Regions from separate parts of the Mus musculus genome. Here region 2 is linked to region 1. The links are chromatin loops, found by intact Hi-C in ENCODE. Cell type or tissue: heart. All regions are shown on one strand. Each heading gives the region's core, and the rest is flanking DNA. Links, peaks and the distances in the headings are about the cores only. Region 1 holds the start of Ndc80 (NDC80 kinetochore complex component). Region 2 holds the start of Smchd1 (SMC hinge domain containing 1).

Region 1 (10,798 bases), core at 1-8,000:
AATTTTTCTTTCAGCATGGAACTAGGTATAGCCATTTAAGCCATTATTTTCTAAACTATAAGAAAAATGGCAATGGTAACATTTTAAGTACAATTCAATGCACAAATCTTTTTTGGTCTAAGAAATGTATCATGGTTAAAAAAAAAGTGCTTCAAGTATCCAGAAAGAAAATATGTAAATAGTTCACATTTCTAATAGTAGAGCCTCACCAGGCACCGGTAGTGGTACACACCTTTAATCCCAGCAGTTGGCGAGGCAGAGGCAGGCAAATTTCTGAGTTCGAGGCCAGCCTGCTCTACAAAGTGAATTCTAGGACAGCCAGAGAAACCCTGTCTCAAAAACAAACAAACAAACAAACACCCCAAACAAACAAAAAAAGTAGTGGAGCCTTATACTATATCAATACAAGTGTTTACGAATGGCTTTTTAAGTAGCTAGCTTATATGTAGACTTTATAGGATATAGGGTTAGAGAGAGCCTTCTGTTAACTGGAAGAGCAATCTCAGAGAGAAAAACTGATGTTTACCATAAGAAATTCGTTGGTTGGTTGTTCTGTGAACTATACAAGCTGGGGAACTTACTATATAGCCACACTGGCCTTAAATTCACATTGAGCCATCATCATCATCATCTTCTCTTTTTTTTTTCTTTAAAGCTTTATTTAGTATATGTAAGTACACTGTAGCTGTCTTCAGACACCCCAGGAGAGGGCATAAGATCTCATTACAGATGGCTGTGAGCCACCATGTGGTTGCTGGGATTTGAACTCAGGACCTTTGGAAGAGCAGTCAGTGTTCTTAACCGCTGAGCCATCTCTCCAGCCCTGAGCCATCTTCTTCTTAGAGCCTTTTGAATACTGGAATTGTAGGGGTGTGTGTGTGACCACACCGAGCTATGTAGCACGTTCCCTTGGACACCTGCCCCCAAACTTGAGGAAATTATGTTATAGCTTATCACCAAAACAAATAAATCTGCTTCCATTTTATTACTACCTTTAGTATTTGGAAACATCTTAATAAATAATGAGTAATACCATGGTGCCTACTTAAACGGCTAATAACAAAGGAATAAGAGGAAAGCAAGCATTGACAATTATTTTATAGCACGCCCAGTAAAGAATCTGACTATGGGAATTGGAGAGACAACGAGCTAAAACCTAGCATCGTGTCCACTTTTATATTTCATTGCCCCCCTCCCCCTAATCCAGTACTACTGGGAGGAGACAGGAGTCACCAAGACATCACTTACACTTTTGTACTAACCATTTCTGGCACTTTTTTTTTTTCTCTAGACAGTAAAGTAAGCAGCTGAGAAGCACAGGGGAGGCACTTACGTTTGAGGGGTATAAAGGCCTGGCTTATTGAGGTCCAGGGTCCTTAACTCCTGCATAGAGAGGCGGCCAGCACCACAGGTGGAAACTGAACTGCGCTTCATTCTCGAAACCTAATTCAGGATTTCAGCGTTAGGAAAATGTTCCAGACTCAAGCAATTCAACGAGCAACAATTATTATCTTTATCCTCTAGTAGGAAAGCAACTAAGTTTGTTTCTGTACAACAATCGTTTCCTTGTATGCTATATTTATTTGTCCATGTAAACCGAAGTTCTTACAAAGAACACCTACGCAACTTCAAGTAGAAAAAAACGAGGCAGAAAAAAGAGGGGAAGATGGAGCTGAAAGTTTTGGGAGAAAAGGAGAGGGGACGACTGAGGAGAAGGAAAGTAGAGCAGAAGCACCTGGCCTGGAGAAGTTCTAAGGGGTCTCTTATATGGGGAAGATGGTAGTGTAGTGATAGATCTGCCCAATGTAGGCGCACAGCATGTATTCATATTAATTAAGTTGTGTTTTCATTGCCTGGGCTTATTTGGGTTGGAGATTTACTGCAACACCTTTCAACAAAGATAAACAATCCGGTTTACAACACAGGCTGCTCCCGCTTTTAAAACAAGTATCAAAATAATGTCTACGTTGGAGTCTGTCTTCATCTCTGCAGCATCAGACACTATGCACTCGGCCCTAGCTTCCACAGAGGGTTAGACAGATCGCATTTTTATTGTTGTTGTTTTGTCTTGAGCTAGGGGTGGAGAGTCAGACCCTTTAGCAAGCTGGGCTGAGCGCTGAGCACTGAGCCACACCCCTCCTTGTTTTGGTGGCTTGCGTTCAACCTAGTTTTACTCTCATGATTTCACTGGTTTCCAGTCATGTCCATACCAGGCTTTTAAGTTGCAGCATCAGCACGGGTACACAACACACCAATCAGCTTTCCCCCTGTCAGTCCCCACCTGTTAGCATCGCCTTCTCCCGCTACAAACGTTGCAGAGCCGGGCAGATCCCACCCCAGCTCCCTCGCAACAGTCAGCTCCAGCGCCGCGGACCATTTTAACACAGAGCTGATCCCATCTCAGCAGTTACCTTTCGCTCAGCTTCTCAACGAGACCCGGCGCCCAGCTTTCCGTAAACCGCACGACTGCACACGAAAACAGCCGCCCAAACCAGAGCGTCCGCTTCCGTCAACCCAAGGCGGTTTGAATTTTAAAGTTTCCGCCCGCGCTGACGTCAGGACTGCGACGGCGAGTACGCATGCGCGCTCGCTCAGCGCCCGCCCTCGTCGCCGGAAGTGTCCGCATCGGGGGCCAAGCGAGCTCTGGGCTCTTCCCAGGTCGTCGTTAGCGTCGGTGACCCGAAGGGAGTCCCGCCCTGTCCGGGAAGCTGGCATCTAGGACGAGTAGGGCTGTCCGGGCGGAGCGGCCCGAGCCCTCCTGGAATCAAGTTCCGTACAGCAATATGGCTGCGTCCTGGAAGTAGAAAGCGCGGGTTTGTCTCCGATAGGATGGAGGCCAGGACCCAAGCCTATGAGGCGGCGTGAGGTTCCTGACGTTAGGAGAGGCTGTCGAGTGTGGCGGTGGACGAGCCTGAGGGATATTTAACATCAGGCTTCCTCAAGTGCTCTGGATTCCCGCCGCCCAGCCTCGGAACAACAAGCAGGCGTTACTAGTTCCCGGATGGTGGTGGCCTGTCCCTGGGCTAAAGTGTAGATTCCTGGCTCTCGGCATTATTGTGCCGTTAGCTAGTTTTGAGCTAAGCAGTCCTTTTTTGAGTTTGAGGTTCCCTAGCGGTCACAGTGACTCCTCACTTTACGTCTCTACTGGGAAACCAAAATCTCAGGTATCACGAAGATCTCCATCACCAAATAGTAGTCAGCAGATATATTAGCAGGCATTATATTTCAGACTCTGTAAGCGGCAGTTCATTTACTTCTTGAAACTAATGGCATTAGAACATAAAAATGATCGTTTTAGTCGGGCGTTGTGGTACACACCTTTAATTTCCACGCTCTGGAAGCGGGGGTGGGGTGGGGGTAGGTTGTGGGGGAATCTCTGACCATCCTGGTTTACCTAGTGAGATCCGGGACAGCTAGAGCAACATAGACACTATATCAAAACAAAACAACCAACAAACCCAAGCAAAACCACCCCAAACAAAACCCACACGTACAAACAACTCCAAAAACTAAAGAGATAATTTTGAGGCTCAGTGAATTCAATGACTTTAGTTTGTATGTGGGGCAGGGTCCACACCCGAGAGAGTCTTGAATTTGAGGCCAGTTTGATGGACCTGGCATACACCAGGGCAACCTAGTGACTCTCTGTCTTTAAGAAACAAACACTATTCTGCAGTCAGTTGCATAAGAAATTTGACTATAAATGCTATTAGACGAGCCTTTAATTTATTTTTTATTCGGTTTTCTCTTAAGGTTTCCACTACATTATAATAAAGCTATATCCAGAAATGCAAAACATATCTTAAGTGAAGATAAAAATGTTCTGTAAAACCTAGTTACTGGAGTGTGGCTCAAACAGATTATAAATCTTGAAGTTTTGACCTAGCAAACTAGTTAAGTTGTGAACTTCTGATTACTATTCATGCTGCACTTGGTTTGGCTAGAGCACTCTTTTAATCTTACTGCCCTACAACTGATAAGGATTAGGTAGGGCAGGGATCTGAGAAATGGAGTGACTTCCTGTGGCAATTGTAGTTTGAAAGCACAACAGCTGTCTTTCCTTTCATTCCTGTGGCCCTCTCTAAATAGATTTATATCATTTAAAAAAGGGTAAATTCTTGTAGGTAATTACTATCCTTTGACTTGACAAGACACTCACCTTTTAAGGATTTAGTGACTTGAATACTTGGACCATGTGGACTCGTGCCTTGACTCAAGGACCAAAAAAGGACCATAGAGGGCACCCGAAGAAAGGAGGATCAAACTAAGAAGCATCTTTGGCTAAGTTGGCTGAAAAATTTGAATGACCAATTCTGAAATTAAAAGACATTTAAAGTATCGCATTTTTCCTTAAAGGTGGTATGTACACACTCACCTTGTATGTTTAAATATAAAACCTACTTGTGTGTACAAAGTACATCATCGATATACAGGACAGTAAGAACTTAATTACAACATTGGTATCAAACCCAGGACCCGCACGCTGAGCTATACTCCCAGCCCTGGTTGTGATTCTTTTTTTTTTTTTTTAAGATTTATTTATTTATTACATATAAGTACACTGTAGCTGTCCTCAGACACACCAGAAGTGGGTATCAGATCTCATTATGGATGGTTGTGAGCCACCATGTGGTTACTGGGACTTGAACTCAGGACCTTCAGAAGAGCAGTCAATGCTCTTAACCTCTGAGCCATCTCGCCAGCCCTCTGGTTGTGATTCTTGATTATCAGGTTTTTGTTTGTTTGGTTTGGTTTGGTTTTATGAGAATGTCTGTGGTGCATCATTTGCCTCCTGGGTGGTTACTGGATCATCTTGTCATTTCATTAACAAAGTAAACTGTCAACTTCCCCAGTGTCAAGAGCGTTTTTGTAGTAAAAAACAACCCCACTTCTTCTGTCTACATGGATTCTCTTCAGCTGGATCCCAGGTCTCCTTTTGGAGCTTCTGCTACATGCTTTGCTCCTGACTCCACTACTGTGTCGGGCAGTGAGGATGGAGGAAGTTGTGAAATGATCACCCAAAAATATGTTTTCCGATCTGAGCTATTTAATGTCACCAAACCTTACATAATTCCAGCTGTTCACTAAGAGCACCAACAAAGTAACAAAACCGAAAATCTACTGAATGAGGATGAACAAGAGGGCTCTGTTTCTGTTGGGAAAGTAGGAAGTGTTAAGCGTCTTTTTTTTTAAACATGAAACAAAAAAATTTCATTAAGTATCTCAAACATCTTCCCATTTTCTTTTTTTTATTATTATTTTTTTTATTACGTATTTTCCTCAATTACATTTCCAATGCTATCCCAAAAGTCCCCCCCGTCCCTCCCCCCACACTCCCCTACCCACCCATTCCCATTTTTTGGCCCTGGTGTTCCCCTGTACTGGGGCATATAAAGTTTGCCTGACCAATGGGCCTCTCTTTCCAGTGATGGCCGACTAGGCCATCTTTTGATACATATGCAGCTAGAGTCAAGAGCTCTGGGGTACTGGTTAGTTCATAATGTTGTTCTACCGACAGGGTTGCAGATCTCTTTAGCTCCTTGGATACTTTCTCTAGCTCCTCCATTGGGGGCCCTGTGATCCATCCAATAGTTGACTGTGAGCATCCACATCTGTGTTTGCTAGGCCCCCCCATTTTCTAAGTATAAAAGAGTTAATAATGCAGAAGGTGTTAGCATGTCCAAGAGCGATTGTGGGTTGCCCTCCAACTCACTGCCTGGCTGAGAATCACAGGCTTTTTATCCTCCTGTCTCCACTTCCCAAGTGCTGGGGTTCTCAGCAGGTGCCGTCAGTCACCTTTAATCATACTTTCTAACATCCTGCTATTTTAAACAACACATTGCATGTTTCAAAAAGTAAACAGATGTCAGGAGAGGTGGCCCTGCTGCTGAAACTCACAGTCTGAGTTTGATCACGAGGGCCCACTTGGTGGAAGGAGAGAACTGCCTCCTGGAAGTTGTCCTCTAACCTTTGCCTGGGTGTCGTGGCTATGCACCCCTCCCCACAGTGCACAATGAATGCATGAATAAATAAATGGATTCTCAATGCTTGTGAGAAAACCTAAAAGAAAACAAGAGTCTTGTGACCTCAGATGCTTGAAAATCATGAAATTGTTCTTGGAATGTGCTTTTGTGTCCCTCTCAGGTGTAGCAGATACAAGGGAATTTATTCATCACGACTGGACTTTGTTACTTGTTTATATGCCTTTATGGAAAATTATGTTTTTACCATATCCTGCTTGTCAACCTCATTTGGCTTGCCTTTGTGATTGTACCTGTTACTCACGTGACTCTTAACCCTCAGAATATAAATTTTCCAATACTCTGATAAACTGATAAACTAATAAACTTGGCTATCACATGAGAGATTAATCTGCCTCATCAATTGGCTTTCTTCTCCCAGGTGTCACTGCCAACAAGCGTGGGAAATAGTTAACTGAATGTTTTTACACCTGTTTTTGCTTTTAAAATTTCTATGAAACAATTTCCAGTTATTCAGTGGCTTTTAGGGAATTGTAAAGGCCTTGTTTTAGGAATAGGCTCCTATAAATAAAGTTTGAGAGAAGGGTGTTTTTGGAAAGTTTTCTAGTGGTAATAGGAAAGCTTCTATGGAATATACATATTTATAAGGTATGTGTGTGTATGTTTTTTAAAGATTTATTTATCTATTACATGTAAGTACACTGTAACTGTCTTCAGACACTCCAGAAGAGGGCGCCAGATCTCATTACAGATGGTTGTGAGCCAGTATGTGGTTGCTGGGATTTGAACTCAGGATCTTCGGGAAGAGCAGTCGGTGCTCTTAACTGCTGAGCCATCTCTCCAGCATATGTGTTTGAGTATATACTTTGGGGCAGTTTTCCAGGCATTTGAGTCTGATACAGTGGTACACAGTTGTAATTGGAACACTTTGGGAGGTAGAAGCAGGAGGAACAGGAGCTCCAGGCCACCCTTGGCTGCACAGTGAGGTTCATGGTCGGCTCAGGCTATCTGAGATCCTCTCCCAAAAAGCCAAACACCCCTCAAAAACAACAGCCTCCCCCCAACAAAAATAGATATGTGAGCATACTCTACAGGATCAAATGGTGGGAGTAGGGTTTTTCTTTGCTTCTACCATGTTGACCATAGGCCCTGGGGATTGAACTGAAGTTGTCCGGCTCAGCAGCAAGCACCTTCGACATACGCTTTAATCTTTTGGGTGTGTTCCAGTAGTCCAGAGGTGATCGTACAAACTCCCTGTAGATACTGTCTCGTTAGGGGTAAGAATGAATGATTGTTCATTTGGCAAATGTGTGAGCTCCTTCCATCTGTGTTTGTGCATAATGATGAAGCAAGATGAGCACAGTGCCTTTATCTATTGTACCTCAGAACTGGTTAAAAAAATGAGGGAAGCATGCGAAGAGTTAGAGTAAGGAAGTTACTCAGAGTAACCTCTGCCACTGTGGGAGGTACCTGAAATGCTGTCAGAAATGCATGTTTGGTTTTTTTTTTTTTTTTTTTTTTGGACATGTTTTTCCTTTTCAACAAGTATGTATTGATTCATCTACACGTGAAACACAGAAAAGAAAACCTCAGAGGTATCACTGTTACTAATTCAGACCACCAAGCATTTGACTTTAGTATGGGTAAGAGGTTGGGTTGTTTGTTTGTTTGTTTGGTTTTTTGAGACAGGGTTTTTCTGTGTAGCCCTGGCTGTCCTGGAACTCACTTTGTAGACCAGGCTGGCCTCAAACTCTGCCTGCCTCTGCCTCCCGAGTGCTGGGATGAAAGGCTTGCGCCACCATGCCCGGCTGTTTGTTTGTTTGTTTGTTTTTAATGACATGTGAATGTAGTTCAGGCTGTCTTGGACCCACTGTGTAGACCAGGCTGTTTTAAACTTATGTCCCTGCCTCTGCAGTGCTGTCATGATAGGTGCATGCCACCTGACAGACTTCCCATTTTTAATGTGGAAGGTACAGATCAGCATATGTAATTAATACTATCATAATGAAACTGATCATTTCTGATATGCTAACGAAGTTACCTAGCTAGCCTACTCTTACATTTTTTTATGTAATTAACATGTATTTTAGCCTGTTGAGAATTTGAGACTATGTGAGTAGCAATCAGCAATGAAAAGAAGTTATGGCTCTGTGTTCCTGCTCTCATGCTCTGTTGTGTGGTGTAGTCAGGTGCAGAATATTGCTAGTAACACTGGCTTGCCTTATAACCCTCAGATCAAGTCTGAAGGCCTTTAAACATTTGCATTTATTTATTGTGTGTGTGTGTAGGTGCACTTGTGCAATGGTTTGCATCTGGAGGTCACAGGACAGTTTTCAGGAGCTCTGTTCTTGCACAATGGTGGATCTGGTGATAAGTATCATCTTGCCAGCATTCTAAACATCATTTAAAATATGTTAAAATTGACATTTCCCCCCCTGAGGCACTTTTGCTATGTTGCTAATGTTTTCTTTGAACTTGACCCTCCTACCTCCTGGCTGCTGGGATTATAGCAATACTTGGGATCTATCTGTCTGTCTTTCCTCCCCTTCCCCCACCCCCCACTTTTTTTTTTTTTTTTTGAACAGGATCCAGGTAGCCCAGGCTGTTCTGGAATCCACTGTGTAGCAGAGGATGACCTTGAACCCCTACCCTTCATGCCCTCCATTCATTTCCTGGTTTTGCAGGCTTGAGATGCCATACTTGGTTTTAAGATTTCTTTCTTTCTTGCCTGCTTCCTTGCTTCCTTCCTTCCTCCTTCCCTCCCTCCCTCCCTTCCATTCTCTTTCTTTCTAGCTTTTGATTTATTAATATGTATAAGTATTTTACCCGTATGAACCTCTGTGTACCGTGTGTATGTCTGGTGCTTGCAGAGGCCAGGAGAAGGTGTCAGATCCACTGCAACTGGAATCTTAGTCATGAGCCACCAAGTGGATGCCGGGAACTAAGCCTGGGTCTTTTGCAAGAGCAGTGCTGCTTTTAAGCACGGGTCTTTTGCTACAGCCCTAGATTTCCTTTGATAGCTTGTAGATGGTTCATGTCAGAAATGAAGAAAGTTGAGAGAAGATATGTCATATGCATATAAACTGATGGGTAACTATGGCAACTGCTTATGAAGAACCACAGTTCTTATTCCATGGGCACTAGTACACTTTGCATTGATTTTGATCTCAATGGAACCTCTTATCTTTAAAAAATAGAAACAATATTTAAAAATGTAGTATAAAACTAAAATCTAGCGGGTTTCAAAATGTCAGTATTGTGGTAGACTACAACATTATTTTTTTTTTCTCATCACCCTCTCTTAGAAACGTAAAAGATGTGTTGCTTTCAATCAAGGTGAATTGGATGCCATGGAGTATCATACAAAGGTAGGACAAAAATATTGATCATGCAGGAATATTAGTGTGAAGTAGCATTAAAAAAAGACCAAAATAAATACAACAGTATCTTAGAAATAAAGAACTTGTTTTGGTCAGAGTTAGAATTTGATAGTGCTTTATTGTTTTTTCTTTGTAATGAACACGTTAAGCCAATTTTATTAATACTACGCATGCTTCTATCAGCCAGGTGGTTGGTGGCTGTGACCTTGTGTTGTTGGTTGAGTTCATGGAAGATGTTTCAGTGTTCTAACTTTCTCATGCTTCCATTCATGTGTTGAATTTAGTTCAACAACAACAGCTGAGCGTAGACTGTTCTCCACCTGTATATCTGTACATATGACATGAAAACAGAGGGTTATCTGGGGGTAAGAAGGGGACCAGTGCCAGGAGAGTGGAACGAGGCTGTTTTATATGCGAGGTCAGCAGGGTAATGTGCTTTTGCAGAGTCAGACCTGCTAAAGATTGCATAGACTGAATTAGAGCTTGTAAACAGTCTGCACAGTCTCTATTTTCAGTATTAGAAATGATGTGAGGATGAAATATATAACACGGGGAATTATGAAAAGGATGCTGACAATTTTACATATTGAATTATTTTCCCCCCAGAAACTACTACTGTGCTCTTTATAGCTGCCACTAACAGTGCATAAAGTTTCCAGTGTTTTCACCAAAGCATTCTGTTTTGTTTTGAAATTGCCATCCTAATGTATATGAATGTGATCTTGTGACAATTTTGTGTATCTTGGCATTTTATATTTTTACTTCCATTGTGAGAAAAATGTTTTCTAATGTCTCCTTTGATTTCATCTTTGACCTGCATGAATTATTCAGAAGAGAACTATTTCATTTGCATTTGTGGTTGATCTTAGTATTTTTTTTTTCTTGATTTCCAACTTAAGTCATTTGGGGTTTAAAAATAAATTCTAGTTCTGTAAAAGAGCGTTGTTTCATGGGCCAGGATATGAATTATCTTGGAGATTGTAATCTGTGGGGCTAAAAATAATGTATGTTCGGTAACTTCTAGATGCAGTGCTCCTATGTATAGTATTGAGGATTTTGGTATCTGTGTGATTTTTGTGTTGTTAATTGTGTTTTGTGTTAGTTGTTCTACTCTTACTGGGAAGTTTTGCAGGATGTTTGATCACACGGTGAGTCCTGAGACTGTGCTGTTTACTGGAAAACCTGTTTCTAATTGTGGTGTGGCTCAGCCCTCGCACAGACTTTTAATCTGAGAGCTTTCTGCTTATTGTTATCAGGATTAAATAAAGTCAACCATAGGTCAAGAGGTGGAACAAGCAAACAGTTGACAGAGAGTGAACATGGGAAAATACCATAGAGCGTAAGAGAAAGGAGGATGGGTAGAGAGATACACAGGAAGTAGAAGGGAGGGACATTCATGTTGAAGTTAGGTCTTGGTTCTACCTCTCAGTCCCATGT
Region 2 (10,798 bases), core at 1,444-9,443, 52 kb before region 1:
CCCATGTAATCCCAGTGCTCTAAATACAAACCTGTGAGACGGCTCAGCTACTAAAGATGCTGCTGCCAAACCGAACCATCTGAGTTCAATCCCAGAGCCCTCCTTAGAAGGAGCCAGCCTAGCCCACTTGGCAACTCTAGGTCAATGAGAATCTCTGTCTCAAAAAAACAAGGATCAACAATCAAGGTTGTCTGTCCTCTGGCTTAATCACACACGTTAACACACACACATCCCCAAGGAGGAGAGTGCTGAATGACACTCAAGGTTGACCTCTGGCCTACACGTCCACACAACCACACACATGTACACATGTACAAATATCTGGAAAATATTAGATGTATCTAATTATTTCATACAATACACCCATAAAACTATTGTTTTTAAGGTTTTCTTTTAAGGATTTTTCTAGAATAATGGATTAGCGTACTTAGTCCAGTTTATGACTAACTTCATAGATGGCTTCTGCCTTTCAACTGTCAATATACTTACCCACATATCTATAGATAGGAATGCTAATACCTTTGTTATCTAAATTAGTTTTTACTCAACTAAGACTATACAAATATTCTTTTATAAGGGATTAAATTCCAATAAAATAATTGCAAATTAAAAATGTGTTTCATAGACCTGACCTCCCAAATATTATAGCTTGGGCCTATTATTGCAGGATATTTGATCACAATGTGAATCCCAAGATTATGCTTCTAGTTATGATGTGGCTCAGCCCTTAACATTAATCCCAAACAAGGAAGGTAAAATTAGTTTATAGAAGGAAGCACCCATGTTTGAAAGTGACATCTAATTGAGTGGCAGACAAGTGAGCAAAAAAGTGCTGAATCAGAGAAAAATGTGACAGAATAAATCAGAGAGATGCCCAACTCTCAAGAAAAGAGAGGAAAGGGAAGCTACATGGGGGGGGGGGGGGTAAGAAAGGAGGAGGCAGTTTTTTAAAATAGGGAGAGTTATAGAGAGACAGGTTGCACCGACAGAACAAGCTAGACACAGAATGAGCCAGAGAATGAGAAGCCGCCAGAAGATTAGAACAGATTGCCAGTTTGTTTAAGGCCAAGCAGAGTAATTCAGGAGAAGCGAGAGAAGCCAGAGTTAGTCAGCATGTGTTTAAACAAAACAAAACCCAGGACCCACATAGGGCAAGACGAGAACCAACTCCTTAAAGTTGTCCTCTATGTCCATACACAGCAGCAGCATGTGCATAAACGTGTATGTGTGTAATGTATATATACACTCATAATAAATACAATCATAATAAATCCCATAGGTTAAAAAATAAGGGGCTGGAGAGATGGCTCAGCGGTTAAGAGCACTGAGTGCTTTTCCAGAGGTCCTGAGTTCAATTCCCAGCAACCATATGGTGGCTCACAACCATCTGTACAGTATGCTCATATACAAAAAATTAAAAATAATAATAATAATAATGGCTTGCATATTTGAAAAATGTTGAGTAAATGCTGTGTTCTTGCTACAAAAAAGTAACAAGTGTACTCTGAATGGTATGGTTTTAAATGGACACAGTAGCCACACCAGCACTCCTCACACTTGGCAGGCCGAACTAAAGGTTTGTCCACAGTGGAAGGCTGGCCTGGAGTACAAAGTGATTACTAAAACTGAGCTCCGTCAAGAGAGGAGTAAGAGGAGATAGTGGTGACAGGAAAAAGAAACATAGAACTACAGCAGTGAACCTAGAATGTTTTTGTTTGGAGTCAAATTGATCTAACGCTGGGTGTGGCCATGCACTTCTAGGAGGCTGAGATGGAAGGAGAGGAGTTCAAGGCCAGCCTAGACTACCCAAGTGTTCTAGACCTACCTCTGTCACAAACAAACCAACAAATGATCAGATCTACTGTTTTTACTTCTTGTGAATTATTGTGCTGATTAGTTTTTTTTTTTTTTTTGTCAACTTCGCACAAGCTAGTCTAGGAAGAGAAAGCCTCACAGAGACAATGCTTCCATCAAACCATCCTGTTGGCCAGCGTGGGGGGCATTTTCTTGATTAATATGGCATGACCAAGACCACTGTGGGTGGCACCACTGGCGCAGGTAAGGGGCAGGGAGAAGGGAGGAAACGAAACTGGAGGGAAGAAGAGGGAGGGGGACAGGAAATGAGTGAATGAATGAATGAATGAATGAAGCAGCCAGGGAGAACAAACCATAAGCAGCATTCTTCCACAGTCAGAGTTTCAGTTTCTACCTTCAGCTCCTGCCCTGGCTGCCCTCAACGATGGACAAACACTTTCCTCCCCAAAGTTGCTTTTGGTCACAATGTTTTATCACATTCTAGAAAACAAACTTCAAGGACTGAAGAGATGGATAAGTGGTTAAAGAGCACTCGATGATCCTCCAGAGCTCCTGAGTTCAATTCCCAGCAACAACATGGTGGCTTACAACCAACTGTAATGGGATCCGAAGCCCCCTCCACTTGTGTCTGAAGACAGCTACAGTGTACTCACATATATAAAATAAATAAACAAATCTTTAAGAAGAAACGAAAATAAGAAAACAAACCAGGAGGACAACTATGTAAGTGTTTGACTCAGCCCAACTGTTAATACAAACAACACCATGAGATCTGTAGCATAAACCAACAGAGCAAAGAAGACAGATCCAGGAGCTAGAGATAACCCAGTGGTTAAGAGCAATGCTACTCTTGGGCTGGAGAGATGGCTCAGAGGTTAAGAGCACTGACTACCCTTCCAGAGGTCCTGAGTTCAGATGGTGACTCACAACCATCTGTAATGGGATCTGATGTTCTTTTCTAGTGTGTCTGAAGATAGCAACAGTGTACTCACATACATTAAATAAATAAATCTTAAAAAAAAAGTAGGAAAAAAAACAATGAATGAAACACTTTTTTTAAAGAAAGAAAGAAAGAAAGAAAGAAAGACAGAAAGAAAGAGAGAGAGAGAGAGAGAAGCCGGAGCCTGACGTGGTGGCACACACCTTTAATCCCAGCACTCGGGAGGCAGAGGCAGGCAGATTTCTGAGTTCTACAGAGTGAGTTCCAGGACAGCCAGGGCTATACAGAGAAACCCTGTCTCGAAAACCCCCCCCAAAAAAAAAAGAAAAAGAAAAGAAAAAGAAAAAGAAATAGAGAAAAAGAATCGAAAAACCAAAAGAAAAGAAAAGGAAAAAGAAAGCCCACTTTGGCAAAGTCAAACTCAATTTGAATTTTTTCAACAAATATACAAGGTACTATCTTAGGACAGTGGTTCTGACCATAAGAAAACAGACATTTACATTACAATTCATAACAGTTAGTAAGTAACAACTAGAATAATTGGGGTGGGGGGGCACCACACCATAGGGAACTGTATTAAAGGATCACAACATTAGGAAAGCTGAGAATCAGTGTCCTAAACTAGGTTTTCTGGAAGGAAAACACTGTTTAAAACACTGTTTTATTGCCATATTCTTCTTTTAAAAGTTCAGAGCCCAGAACGGTGGCACTTGGGTCTGTGACTACCAACACTGGACAGCAAAGGCGGATAAAGTTCGAGGCCAACCTGGTCAACAGAGACTTCTAGGCTAGCCTGAGCTACACAGCAAGACCTCAAAACAAAACCCCGCAATACCCCTCCCCCAACATACTCAAGCTCAGGCAACAGTAAGAACAACAACAACCTATAAAGCATCTCACAGTATAAAGCACGTCTTGCTACGTAGTCATTCTTTTTTTTTTCCCCCCAAGCAGGTATACTCGTTCTTTGTTGTCCGCATGGTCACTTAGAGCTAGTTCAGGAACTCCCAAGGAAGTTGGAGCTCAGAGAACCAGGACAGCTCCTAATACTAACCTAACTTAGTATTACTCTGTAGAAGAATCCTGCTGGGACGGACCAGGCAAACCTTTCTGACAAGACAAGCCGGTAAAAGACTCCCTCCATCACCTCCCTGAACCTGAGGTACCCGGACTCCTGGAATCTCACCCCCCCACCACCACCAAACAGCGCAACCCTCGCAACACTGACTGTCCAGTGGATGCAACTCTGCATCTTCTGAAGTTACAAACTAGGACAAACACAGGTGCTTCTCCGACAGGAGGATGCACTAACTACTCTGCAACCATAAAGCAGTAACTAAACCTATAAGCGCCCACTAACTTGGAAGTCCCGAACGCTAGACCAGCACGGGCCCACGGAGGGGCGTGATCCCATCCTTCTTGGCCAAAGCCAGGCCGGCCGGGACATCCAACCAGGGATCATCCGCAACGTGGGCACCCGGCAGAGGCCAAGGCCGCAAGATCCCGGCCATCTGACAAGTTTATGGCGGTGACCCACCCAGGCTTCAGGCCACCTACCCTCACCTCCTCGCGAGCATCCCTCCAGCGCCCCGGGACGTACCTGACACACAGAAGCGCGGAACCCCGCGTAGTCCGCGTGCTCCGAGACCTGCAGTGCGCGATCCCCTAGCTCCGAGTCCTTCCCGCGCCGGTCAAACAAGTACACCGTCCTACAGCCGTCGACGGCGCCATCTCTCCCAGATCCCTCCGAGAGGCCGGCGGGATCGCTGGCGCCCTCCGCTGCCATGTTGAGGGAGAAAAAAAGAGAAGGCCCTGCGGCTCTCGGGCGCGCTTCCCGGAGACACCGACCCCGCGCGTGCCCTCGGCTCCAGCCGCCGCGGCTCCGAGCCTCAGCGGGCCGCGCAGCACCGACTGTGGGCAGCGGCCGGGAAGTAACCCGGGAACCGATTCAAACGCGCTTCTGCCGGGGTGCCGTACGTCACTTCCGCGACCCGCGAACACAGGGACGCGCTGAGCGCGCCTCAGAGCCCGCCAGCTACGTACGCCGCCGCCCACCAAGCCTCCTTCCGTGACCTGAGAGCGGGCCGCCGCCGTGGCTGCTGCGCAGGAGGAAGAGGACGGCGGACGGAGACCCGGCTAGTCCAGCAGGCCGTGGGGCGGGGCGGGGCTGGCCAAGGTGGGGCGGGGCTTCGCGCCCAGGCCACGCCCCCGGGCTCCTGCGGACCGCGGGGACTGGGGACGGCCTGGAAGCTGGCTTCCAGCGCCTTAGGGGCCTTCGCGGGGGGAGGTGGGGGGGGGCGCAACTCGCAAGCGTGTCGCCCCAGGGTCTATGCAGGCTCCCGCTGCAGGGCCCTGGCGCCTTCCCCCTAGCCATGCGGTCTCCAGGGCGCTACCAAGTCGGGCGGACGCGGCGGCTGGAAGCTTGCACCACCTGGGTCCCGGTGCGGTGGACACTAGCTAAAACACCGGGCACCGCTCTGCTTGCACGCTTCCTTCGCCGTCGTGGGTGGGTTCTACTGTGGGACAATGAGACAAAAGCTCGGCCTCGAGGAAGAGCGGGTCTCTGACGTCACGAGGCCGCGATGCGCGCCCCCGGGTTAGCCAGGCTCTGAGGCTTTAGGCGGCTGGGAGTCTTGGGATAATACCTAACCTACTCACCGAGGTTGAGTCAGCTTCTAAGCGTGCAATGTGTAAGACAGCCTCCTCGAAAACTTGAGCATAAAACTTTATATGCTCCAGTACGGGGGAATGTCAGGGCTAAGAAGCAGGAGTGGGTGGGTAGGGGAGCAGGGTGGAGGGAGGGCATAGGGAACTTTCGGGATAGCATTTGAAATGTATATAAAGAAAATATCCAATAATAAATAAATAAAAAAGAAAACTTGAGCATAATTATTGGGGGATGCGCTTCTGACTCTACAGATAGCAAGGAATGGGGGGGGGCGGGTAACCTTGCCAGATGCTTGCTCTCTGATTCTTAAAACCTGGATGCTTTGTACTTGAGAGAAACGTGTAAATTAATGAAACCCATTAATTAATTGAGTTCTTTTATGTGTCTAGAAGTTGGATCAGATTTAAGGGTGCTGTTTTACTAGGTTCGCAGGAGCCTTAATGATCAATGGTAAAGCTAGACTCAAAGTCAATGCACCTTGGAAACAGACCGGGTTGTTGGCACCAAGGACAGTTGGCCAGACATACAAAAGTGTGAAGGTTTGCGTAGAGCGGCATAAATAGTATGACTGGAAGAAGAGAAAATGAAACAGTAGGTGAGGTAGGTGAAGTTGTGACCAAAAGCTGGTCATGTTCTTGAAAGGGCACCTGAGAGACAGGAGACACGAGAATAACCTCCAACTATCATGAGATTTCTGTAAAATCTTATTGTAATTTGCTTTTTGTCAGTCTTCCTAGGCCTACATCAAACTTTGATCCTCCTGCCTTGACCCAACCTGAACCCTTGATGGCTTCAGAGGTATGAGTCACTACTCCTAGCTGGCATTTTACATTTTATCTTTAAAACTCACACAACCATTTCCTTCTATCCCTTTTATGGGCCGTGTTTGATTTGAACAACTGGAGAAAGACAAATCATTTCTCTAAGTCTTAGTTAACAAGCAAGATGAATTGCCTTTGTGGTTCAGCAAATTGGGGCTTAACAGCCAAAGGGTCAACAGGGCAATTTCTCTGTAATACCAAATTATAAATCTCATAAGTAAAAACAGAAGCACTTTGAAGGTCAGAGGACTCCATTCTCTGAAGTTGGAGATGGTTGTGAGCCTCCAGATGCAGGTGCAGGGAATCAAATCCTTAACAGCTGGTCCTAATGTGGATTTTTTTTATTTGTTCTCATTATTTAGAGAACATTAGTTTCTATAACCCAGCCCGCATAGATAAGACCTTACATATTTAATACAGTGTGTACAATTCCTGGACCGTCTTAACTATTGTGATATCAACTCAGCATGATGAACTAGGATACTTTTTCCTAACATCACAGCATAGCTAGTGTCTCCAAAGGTTCAAATCCTGTATGTATAAATATTTACATTAAAAATGTAACAGTGAGCCGGGCGTGGTGGCGCACGCCTTTAATCCCAGCACTTGGGAGGCAGAGGCAGGTGGATTTCTGAGTTGAGGCCAGCCTGGTCTACAAAGTGAGTTCCAAGACAGCCAGGGCTACAGAGAAACCATGTCTCGAAAAAAAAAAAAAAAAGTGAGAGTAGTATGTTATTCATCAATAGCAGTAACAGCATTTCCAGGACCAGCTGTCATTTGAACAAACTTGTAGCGACATCGAGAACACGCCGTTCAAATGGGGGTGGGGATACCAGAAAACAGCACAATTCTGTTACTATTATGCTTGCTACCCGGCATCATTTTTTAAAATTAGCTTCTCAGTTGTCATCTAAAAAAAAAAAAAAGAAAAGATTCTGAGCAGCATTATTAAAGACAGCTCTAAGGAGTTGGATGCGGTGGCGCATCCCTTTAATCCCAGCACTCAGGAGGCAGAGGCAGGCAAACCTCTTGAGCTTCAGGCCAACCTGGCCTATGAGTTTCAGACAACCAGGACTACACCGAGAAACCCTTTCTCAAGCAAATTAATAATAATAAATCCTCTTAAAGAAAGAAATGTCAACTCTTACGCTAGGTGAGTCAGTACATGCCTGTAATCCTAGCACTAGGGAAACAGGCAGAGCACAAGTAAGAAGCCAACCACAACTCCATATTCAGTTAGTTGCTTAGATGACAGTGTAGCAGTCTAGAATCATGTCAGAACACTTCCTTGTGCCAGTCACCTTTGATTCTTAAAAGAAAATCTAAATATATAGAGGGTCTGTTCTTTCCGAGAAATTAATAAAGTGGGTTTGAAATGACCTAGTTTCCTGGTTAGTTCTGGTCACTCACTTGTCATCACTTATAATACCTACTGAATATATTTTATTTATTTTAAACACTACTCCCCCCCCCTCCCTCAACATGCGTTGTGTGAAAGTGGGAGCACACACACAGACACTTTTAGTTGAAGGGTGGCCCTGGGACAGGTATTGAGGTCAGAGGACAGTTTGTGCAAATTAGGTTTCTCTTTCCACCATAATTGTCTCAGGGATCAAACTCAAATTGTCAAGATTGAAAGCAGTCACCTTTACCAGAAGATACATGTTTTGTTTTGTTTTTCCAGACAGAGCTTCTCTGTGTAGCTTTGGCTGTCCTGGAATTGACTGTGTAGACCAGATTGACCTAAAATACACAGACACACAGAGATCCACTTGCCTTGCTGGGAATTTTTGTTGTTGTTGTTTTTTGTTTTTTGTTGTTTTGAGACAGGGTTTCTCTGTAGCCCTGGCTGTCCTGGAACTCACTCTGTAGACCAGGCTGGCCTCGAACTCAGAAATCCGCCTGCCTCTGCCTCCCAAGTGCTGGGATTAAAGGTGTGCACCACCACCGCCCGGCTCTTGCTGGGATTTTTTTAAAGCGTCTTGTGTCAATTACCTGTTGTACTACAACAAACCACAGTGAAACTTAGTGGCCCTTGGTAGTGTCCTCTCCTCCCTTCCCCCTTGGGATGAGACTCAAGCTGTGGCTGAGAACGTCCTGAGATACTAACAGAGCTGCTTCAGAAACAGATCAGGAAGTGAAGTAAGGAGTTACATTGAAGTCTGCAATTAAAAACAGCTTAAAGTTAAAGATGGATGATGGTGCCACATGCCTTCAGTCCCAGTACTGGGGAGGCAGAGGCAGCCAGGTCTCAGAGAGTTCTAGGCTATGGTATTCTACAGAGTGAGTTCCAGGACAGCCAGAGCTACATACCAGACCCTGTCTCAGAAAAAAAAAAAAAAAAAAAAAAAAAGAAGTCATTTTTTCACCTGCTGAAACACATAGGTAGACATACTATTACCTGCATCTTTCTTTTTTTCTTTACTACCACTCATTTTTTAAATCTTTAGTATTTTTGTTAGTGCTTTAGGAGAAGCTAGAAAAAAAGCAATAAAACCAGTATTGTAAATACTGGTTTATGTGAGTGTCTGTCTGTCTGTCTGTCTGTCTGTCTGTGTGTCTGTGTGGTGCTTGTTCTGAGACAAAGTCTTGCTAATGTAATCAAGTTTGGCTCCTGTAGCTCAGTACCTCAGATTCCAGTTTCTGAGAGCTGACCTTTCACACTTGAACAACCACACCTGATTTTGTGGTTGCACGTGTGAGTGTATTTAAATGTAGTGCCTTAACTCTAGCCAGCTGCCGGGGATCTTGTAAATTAGACCACGCCCATGCTCAGGAGTGCAACCCTCACCCAGTGATTGCAGGGTAAAAAGGTTTTTTTTTTTTTTTTTTTTTAAAGGATGTGAAAGTAGGAAGGGGCAAGAAGAGTAAGAGACGGGAATGAGGGTGAATATGAACAGAACACATTATGTAAATATATAAAGTTATCGAAGATTAAATTAGATTTTAATTTTTCTTCATGTGTAGCCCTGGATATCCTGGAACTAAGTCTGTCAGACCAGGCTGGCTTTGAATTCAGAAGTCTGCCTGCCTCTGCCTCCCAAGTGCTGGGATTAAAGGTGGGTACCACCACTGCCCAACTGTTTTTTTGTTTTGTTTTGTTTTGTTTTTTTCCTAAAACTGTAATGTAGTGGCTTTAAGCAGGAACCATTGCTGGCTCATGATACTGCAGTTTGAGCTCCTCTGTGCAGCTCTGCTGGCAAGATTGCTTACTTAGCATAGTCACCAGCATCTGCACCAAGGTGAGTGGAAGGTGACAGGCTCACATCCCTGGCTGGCAATCAAGCTGAGGCTGTTGGCTTAATTACACGAGTTCTCTAATTAGACATTTCTACCAGGAAAACCTAGTGTCTTACCTGATCATCATGTTTCGAAAACAAAAACAGTGTGCCAGTGTTTATCGAGGCCCTGCTTGGCTCCTTTGGAATGTCCCAGGAGCCAACAACAGTCACATGGCTAACCCCGCCCTCCCAGGACAGAAACAGGTTTACAAAAATCCCTAGTGATTTTTGAGAATAATGCTGTATCTGCTGTCTATGAGAGGTGGTATCTAAATCAGTACTGATACTTCTCATGGTGTGTGGATGAGGAGACCTTGGGTTTGGTCCCTATTGCCATTAAATAAGGCAAAGAGGGAGAAAGAGAACGGATCTTGTTAGAAAGCAGGAAAACAACATACAGTTGATTGGTAATAGAAAACAGCCTTTAGGTCGGCGATTTCTCGTTACTCCCTAAATTAAAGATGTTTCTTTTGTCTAGCTGGACTAGAGGTTCAAGGTCAAGGGGCACACCTGGAGGTAAGTCTTGTAGTTGGCAGAGCCCTTAGGCAGTGCAGGGCACCAAGTGGTAAAGGATTAGGAGTATGTGTGTCTATCTCTGCTTACTCACCTGACCATCCCCCCTCCCCCCCCCACACACACATGCTAATGACTTTATCACTCCCTATGGCCAGTCTCTAAACGCCTTAATTGGATTAAGTTTCCGCCCTCTTAATTACTCAAAATAGTGATTAAACTCCAGCAGGAATGTCCCAGAAGACAAACATTCAAACGTAGCTGGCTGGTCCTCCAAATTAAAAAAGTGCTTTAAAAAACAGGGCAAGGGGTGGAAACTTAAAGTGTTTTAAAAGGGGTGTCTTCTCCACGTCCTTGTCTCCTCAGATGTTATTTTTATTTTATTCTGGAAAGTAAAGGATAGTCTCCGTGGTGTAAATTCAGGCTTTGCCAGCTAAAAGGCTTTGCGGCTCTGAGCCCCAGACCTACCAGACTGGTAGAGAATGTCTTAGGGTCCTTTCTCATTCCAGTTTCAACCAATTCCATGCTTCCGGTGGGGAGGTTGTATATCCAGCTATATGACCATTTGAGGGAGGGGGACTGTCTCCTTTAACCTCCCTACAGGGAATCATTTTAAATCTGGATAATAACTGCCCCTCCCCCTGGGATTAAATCCAGGGCTTCATATATGCTGAGCTACACACACCCCCCTCAGCCTTTCCTTTCCTCTTTGTCCCAGGGCACTCACTGTATCTTCACATAAATCCTCACTCTTTTTCTG

The links. A loop is a pair of places that touch in the nucleus more often than their neighbours do. Peaks named below come from ENCODE experiments on the same cell type or tissue, not always from the same donor. Only the 100,000 strongest peaks of a DNase experiment are listed, where the experiment ranks them.
Region 2: a loop joins it to region 1, with 6 times the contacts of the local background. A loop is called at or near these places in 13 of 42 quality-filtered maps.

Annotation. Positions count from the first base shown.
Region 1 is chr17:71,524,300-71,535,097 of GRCm38, forward strand. It overlaps Ndc80 (NDC80 kinetochore complex component), which reads right to left and starts at 2,558. Exons shown (of 17, transcript NM_023294.2): 1 at 2,412-2,558; 2 at 1,334-1,443. The coding sequence starts at 1,434. It also overlaps a transcript of Spdya not described here and the pseudogene Mettl4-ps1. In heart, for the core only: a CTCF peak has its summit at 3,109; a DNase peak (open chromatin) is centred at 2,742; H3K4me3 peaks cover 2,239 bases; H3K27ac peaks cover 1,816 bases.
Region 2 is chr17:71,470,624-71,481,421 of GRCm38, forward strand. Smchd1 (SMC hinge domain containing 1) reads right to left here and starts at 4,720. Exons shown (of 48, transcript NM_028887.4): 1 at 4,356-4,720. The coding sequence starts at 4,541. In heart, for the core only: a CTCF peak has its summit at 4,611; a DNase peak (open chromatin) is centred at 4,828; H3K4me3 peaks cover 2,666 bases; H3K27ac peaks cover 2,574 bases.